2 separate regions of the Homo sapiens genome follow, and region 1 is linked to region 2. Evidence: chromatin contacts called from ENCODE Hi-C or POLR2A ChIA-PET data. All regions are on one chromosome and are shown on one strand. Each heading gives the region's core, a stretch centred on a gene start or an enhancer-like site at or near the end of the contact. The rest is flanking DNA. Distances are from core to core; before and after follow the strand shown. Region 1 overlaps FAM98A (family with sequence similarity 98 member A). Region 2 overlaps LTBP1 (latent transforming growth factor beta binding protein 1).

Region 1 (3,064 bases), core at 114-2,613, 420 kb before region 2:
TAGAAACTTAGTTTCAGAATCCTGAATTCAGCACCTATTTTGAATTAATGTGAGACCACAGGTGGCAGGCAGATTCCTGCTTGGCATAAGCATTTGTAGGTCTTCATTCAATTCTGTTAGATTTTTTTATTGGACTTACATAATGCCGTTTATTTGAGAAACACATAACATCTCTCCTTTCTATGAAAAATTTTTTAAAAGGTGGTTAAAATTGCCTTTAATTGCCCAGTAGACTAATTCCACAGTCAGAACATGCAAACTTTTTTGAAGAAATTACTTGAATAAGTAGTTTTCATGTTTTCAATATGCAGTTTTGAAAATGAGGATTCACCTAGACTTTTTTAGATTTACTACTAGGAAACCTTCCTCATATGAATAACCATTTATATGTGTTTTGCTTAAAGTATTCCAATGCCTATTTTCCAAGCACAGTTCTGCCCCCCGGTTGACTTTTATGCCACGTGTGCTTCATGATGGAACTTTTAGGTCAGTTCCTATTAAATGAGCTCTTTTGCAGATAGCACATTCAGTAGCCTTATTTTGTTGATGGAATACTGTATCATATGCTCAACTCTGAAAACCTTGAACACGGCCAAAATCCATAAAGATTATAAAAGCAAACTAAGTTGTGAAGCTATAGTACATGTAGGCATTTAGTTAAGTATAGCAATTCAAACTGACCTGCATCCATCCAAAACAAATTCCTCCTTCAACCTTATTTTTACTTGAAATTTGCTAGAAGAAATAGCAAACCGAAATTTGTTTTATGCATGAGTTAATACCACTGGCTCAGCAAATACAAGTTAGTTTGCTTTAAGCAGGTAACTTTTTTTGTAATGGAAGAAATGCACTACAAAGTTAAGACAGATTTTTGCTAAGTGCAGGAGGCCCTTTATTATTGCTGCAGAAAACAAAAGCCTGGCTGAGTTGATGTTTTACATTCTCCCTTACTGAAATCTACATGACATGATGCTTCTTGCTGGGTTTTTGTACATGTAAACATTGTCAAGCTGTGAAAGAAAATGGCTGGAGGTGTGCTTTGTGTGAAAGGTGAGCAATAAAGTATCTGTTAAGTTCTCTCTTTGGTTTGAGTTTTATTTTAGCTACTGAATTATTCTGGACTCTTGCGTCAAGCTGATGAGCTAAGGCTTTTGTTCCCAAAGATTCTTGAGTATTTCCTTAAAACCTAATTTTAGTGAAAGGTGACTTTTATCCTAAAACCTTAAATAAATGGAAAAATGGCTCTTTCCAGGTTTTCCTTTTATAATAATATAGCTAGAAACCGTCACCACTCATCTCTGGCCACTGGGTGTAGCTGTTGCTACACATACTAGGCAAAAATGTTTTTAGGGTTTTTTTGTTATTTGCTTCTCCATTCTTCCTAAGATTGGGGGACTTTTTTTAAAAAAGGAAGTAACTGAAAATATAAATATGTTTATCAAAAGAGAAATTGTATTTCCTTTCTACTAAATTGGGCTTTTTTAAAGAATCAACTCATGTCATGCCATTTAAAATAATCTACTTGCTACTGAGATAAGCACATTCTTCTAATACTAAAACCATCTTTGAAAACCCACATTGATCCTTTTAACTTTACCTGTTTATTTTTCAGCTAACATTTACAATTATTTTAAAATGTTCAAATTTGAAGACAATTTCAAGTGTTTTATCATTAAAGTAAGTTAAGGTTTTAAGTTGTCTTGAATGTTGTGTTGGTTTCTTTAAACTGTTAAGTAATTATGTTTATATAGGATTTCCTATTAAAATTGTCAAGGTTTCATATTTTAAATGTATCATATCTTAGGATGTATTTATATTTAGTATTTGCTTTGATCTGTTTTGTAGCCTCAGACTCCACAATATAGCTAATGAATACAGGTTTCATTCTTTTGAAAAATATTTTGATTTATCTTTACGGTTAATAGATTGCTTTTTCGAATATAAGGATGTAAGAACACAAATGATACATTTCGCCCTGATAGTTCTGAAATCTGCAGCTCCTGCTTCAAACTAGATTTTCCCCCAACATTATTATTTTTTAAAAAACTTCTATGTTCAGGGGTACATGTGAAGGTTTGTTATACAGGTAAACTTGTGTCACAGCGGTTTGTTGTACAGACTATTTCATCATCCAGGTATTAAGCCCAACACCCGAAGGTTATCTTTTCTGTTCCTCTAGTTCCTCCCACCCTCCACCCTCAAGTAGACCCCTATCTGTTGTTTCCCTCTTTTGTGTTCATGCGTCTTCATCATTTAGCTCCCACTTATAAGTGAGAATATGTGGTATTTGGTTTTCTGTTCCTGTGTCAGTTTGCTAAGGATAATGGCCTCCAGTTCCAGCCTTGTTCCTGCAAAAGACAGGATCTCATTCTTTTTTATGGCTATATGGTATTTTATGGTGTGTACATGTACCACATTTTCTTTATCCAGTTGGTCATTGATGGGCATTTAGGTTGATTCCGTGTCTTTCCTATTGTGAATAGTGCTGCAGTGAATATATGCGTGCATGTGTCTTTATGGTAGAGTGATTTATATTCCTCTGGATGTATACCCAGTAATGGGATTGCTGGGCCGAATGGTAGTTCTGCTTTTAGCTCTTTGAAGAATCGCCATACTGATTTCCACAATGGTTGAACTAATTTGCACTCCCACCAACAGTGTATAAGTGTTCCCTTTTCTCTGGAACCTTACCAGCGTTTGCTGTTCCTCCCCCGCCTCTCCCCATTCTGAAACCATAAAAGAATTGAGTTTTTTCTCTTGAACATAGATCAAGTTCTCTAGAAACAGGATATTTCAAACCACCAGTTAGTTTTATTGTTATATTAAAGTTCTTAGGTTTTGTATAGAGAGTATCTTTTGATCTTATATGCATTCTTAACCTTAACTTGTAAATAATGATTTACTGGAATATAGGGCATATGAGAATTTCTTGGAGAAACAAGCGAAAAATATTAGGAGAGAATTTTTAACATGATATCTTAAACTGTTATCTCTTAAAACGGATACAGTGAGACAGACAGTACCTTTAGTTAATGTTCTGTTTCCTCCTACTACTAGGAACTAG
Region 2 (3,424 bases), core at 77-2,576:
AAATATATTAATCTTTTGCAGCTAACAATTTAGGACACAAAAGTGAAGAAAATAACATATCTACTTTAACGCTAATATTAACATTCTCCATTCTTTCATGTGCTCATTTGTTTGCAGAAGGTAAGAACAGCAAAGTCTCTATAAAGAAGCTTCCTGGCCGGGCGTGGTGGCTCACGCCTGTAATGCCAACACTTTGGAAGGCTGAGGCAGGTGGATCACGAGGTCAGGAGTTAAAGACCAGCCTGGCCAAGACGGTGAAACCCCATCTCTACTGAAAATACAAAAAAATTAGCTGGGTGTGGTGGCGGGCACCTGTAATCCCAGCTACTTGGGAGGCTGAGGCAGAGAACTGCTTGAACCTGGGAGGTGGAGGTTGGGAGGTTGCACAGAGCTGAAATCATGTCACCGCACTCCAGCCTGGGAGACAGGGCAAGACTCCATCTCAAAAAAAAAAAAAAAGGAAAAAAAAAAAGCTTCCTATTTAACCTCTACGTAAGGGAAAGATACTAACAATTGTTGGATTTCTATTTTACAGGGTATTATAGCTATTATGTCATCTACTCTTTATAGCCATCCTGTGAATGACATCGCTTTACACCAAGTTACAGAAGAAAACTGAGATTCTGAGACATGTAGTATTCTTCTCAAAGCACACTATTAATAAATGGCAGAGTCAATACTCAAAGTCTACCATGCTATCTCCAAAGTGTACACATTGTCCCAATAACTTCTGGAGTGGTCAAGAGGGGCAAGAAAGACCCAGTCTTCATTGAGATAACTGCTGGACTGCTGGCAACAACCATGACAGCAGCACCTATAGGGTAGGTGCTGCACTCTCCTCTCCTCTAACAAAAATTATTAACCTATCATAGTTCTTGCTGGGCCTAGATGTCATCTCCGAATTCTCAGCATACTGTGCTGGTCAGCAACAGATAGAGTGGGTACATAAAATAAAATCTACCTTCTATCCCTGAGTTAAGAACCACAATGACCAGTAATAATGAGGCAGAAATAACTGCAACTAATCACGAGGCCCAAATACCTAGTTGATAGTACTTGTCTATAATATCTAGTGACTCTCAACAGAGCTGAAAAAGCCTCTTTCTATAGTAGGTCAACCTACCTGTGCTGAATTTCCATACTGATTAATTTATTACACTAGTCATTATTAGAAGAACAAAATAGAAAGAAGATGTGGTACCTCATCTGCAGGAGCTTAGAAGCTAGCCAGAGGAAACCAAACTTACACAGGCATTCAAGCTCCTGGAAGGGCCACCCAAGGACGCTGACACAATCAATCAAAACATTCCCTTGGAAGCAGCGTTGCTCTAACCACATGAATGACCTGCTCAAAAGCAGTCCAAGGCACTTGGATTCCATTAAATTCAAGTTTTGCGATTCATCCACCAACAATTAAAAGGGGCAAGTCTCCTCAAGCCCCTAATAAATTTTCTCTTCGTGGCTACAGAAATGGAAATTGTCCATAATCGTTATTTTTAAAGTTGAATTCTTTCTCTGGATTGAATATTCTATTTAAATTTGAGGCCAGGCGCGGTGGCTCATACCTGTTATCCTAGCACTTTGGGAGGCCGACGTGGGCGGACCACTTGAGGTCAGGAGTTCAAGACCAGCCTGGCCAACTCGGTGAAACCCCATCTCTACCAAAAATACAGAAATTAGCCAGGTGTGGTGGCGGGTGCCTATGATCCCAGCTCGAGCGGCTGAGGTAGAAAAATTGCTTGAGCCCGGGAGGCAGAGGTGGCAGTGAGCAGAGATTGCGCCACTGCACTCCAGCCTGGGCAACAGAGCGAGACTCCATCTCAAAAATAAATAAAATAAAATAAAATGAATTTGCTAGGCCTCAGTTTTCTAATCGGTACATGGAAATAATATACCCATTGGTCTTGGGATGCAGAAAAATAGCATGTGACAATGGCTAAAACTAAGTTGAGTACACAGAAGGTACTCAGTGAACATTACTTTTCCTTTCCTTCCAGCTCCGAATCAAATCTTTCTCCATACTTTTAATCTGGGAATTCTTCTCTAATAATCCTGAAGATGATGACATAGGAAACTAAAGAAGCCTAAATGGGACCACCCATAGATCCAAGAGGCAGAGAAATAAGCAGCTTCACTAGGTTTGGGGAGGGTGGGGGTTAGAAGCACAATCACCAGACTTTCTGGATATTATTTGAAAGTATTATTTTAAGAGTTGAATGAATTGGACACAAAGAATAAGAAATAGAAGAGATGGAGAACAGAAATTCTTTTTTGGAAGTGGAGGCAGTGATGTTACCTTTAAAAGGTGCTAGACAGGAAGTGTAAGAGGTGACAGCTTTTTGATAACTCAAACTCCAGAGCTCAGTGAAGTGGCTGCTGGATTGGCTGGGCCTTGACTTTATAAGCAAGCACTCAAGGTTCGAAGGGACTATTACCACTAAGTCATCTGTATGCTGAAAGGACCCATATTTTTCATTATTTGTGATAGGACGCCCTTGAGTTGCGGAGCCACAGCAGCAAGTATACTGCTCACTTAGGAGAGGGAAGCAAGCAAAATGTAGCTGTCACCACCCAGGCCACAGCTTGCTAGGCAGGTACTTTGTTCCCTCACTCACAGAAGCACATACAGGGCTGAGATTAGGCAGACCCTAGGCCCCCTGCATTCCCATGTCATTGCATCCTGCCTGGCCATGAGACACAGAATCACGATAGGTATTTTCATCTCACTTAACTGAGCTCTCCAAAGAACTGTGTTTCCTATTGCATGGTTATACTGTGCTGGACTGAGAATGTGTCAACAGTATCACAGAAAAGAAAGAAGGTACACTCTGTGCATCATTTTGAACTTTTTTGTCATCACAGCTACCTAACATGTACGTATACTGCTATCTATTTAAAGGATCGGGGTTAGGGGAAAAGGGAGAGGAGTGGAGAAGCCAGTGATCTGCAGTGTTTAAAAGTTATTGCCAAGAGACTTGAGTTTATATTTTAAATTCCAGGAAGTCAAAGTGTTCTGGGTAATACATATGAATCACTGGAAAGAAATCTTCCATTTTCTGGCTAGAAGGTGCCTCCTTCGACAACCACAATGTCAATGAATCTCATAGGTCCTTTATTACTCTACTTCCTTTGCATGATCCAAGAGCCTGTTATTCAGGACCCCCTCCAGGAATTAACCAGGGAACTATAAGTCACCCCTATTTGGCTTCATCTGGGATGCCCTGTCTCAATTCTTTCTCTAGATTAATTCCAAAAAGTGGCACAGAACTGTGATGTCCATCATTATCAGGCCCTGCAGAAGCTCCGGTGGGCAGTAAGTAGCCTTCTGTGTCTGGGATGGGAGGGCCTGTCAGTGCCCCAGTTACATAGAATATTTCTTCTATGTAACTACTTACTTCTATGTAACTACTTAATCCCTGGATAT

Evidence for each region. A loop is a pair of places that touch in the nucleus more often than their neighbours do. ChIA-PET counts read pairs that join two places held with the same protein, here RNA polymerase II (POLR2A).
Region 1: a loop to region 2 is called in a map of chondrocyte, with 2.9 times the contacts of the local background. The contact joins two enhancer-like sites. A Hi-C loop is called at or near these places in 1 of 168 maps with a recorded cell type or tissue (chondrocyte). POLR2A ChIA-PET finds 5 or more read pairs at or near these places in 2 of 52 experiments (PC-3 and activated CD4-positive, alpha-beta T cell).

Annotation. Positions count from the first base shown.
Region 1 is chr2:33,581,675-33,584,738 of GRCh38, reverse strand. FAM98A (family with sequence similarity 98 member A) reads left to right here. Exons shown (of 8, transcript NM_015475.5): 8 at 1-1,079. Among named protein-coding and RNA genes, the nearest start is that of RASGRP3-AS1, 14 kb to the right of the region's middle. RefSeq lists an enhancer at 471-1,290. Within about 2 kb of position 1,363, at least 3 of the 41 ENCODE cell types and tissues checked have a DNase peak (open chromatin) inside an H3K27ac peak, as active enhancers do.
Region 2 is chr2:33,158,298-33,161,721 of GRCh38, reverse strand. The region is part of intron 5 of LTBP1 (latent transforming growth factor beta binding protein 1); the gene reads right to left. Among named protein-coding and RNA genes, the nearest start is that of LTBP1, 210 kb to the right of the region's middle. Within about 2 kb of position 1,326, at least 2 of the 41 ENCODE cell types and tissues checked have a DNase peak (open chromatin) inside an H3K27ac peak, as active enhancers do.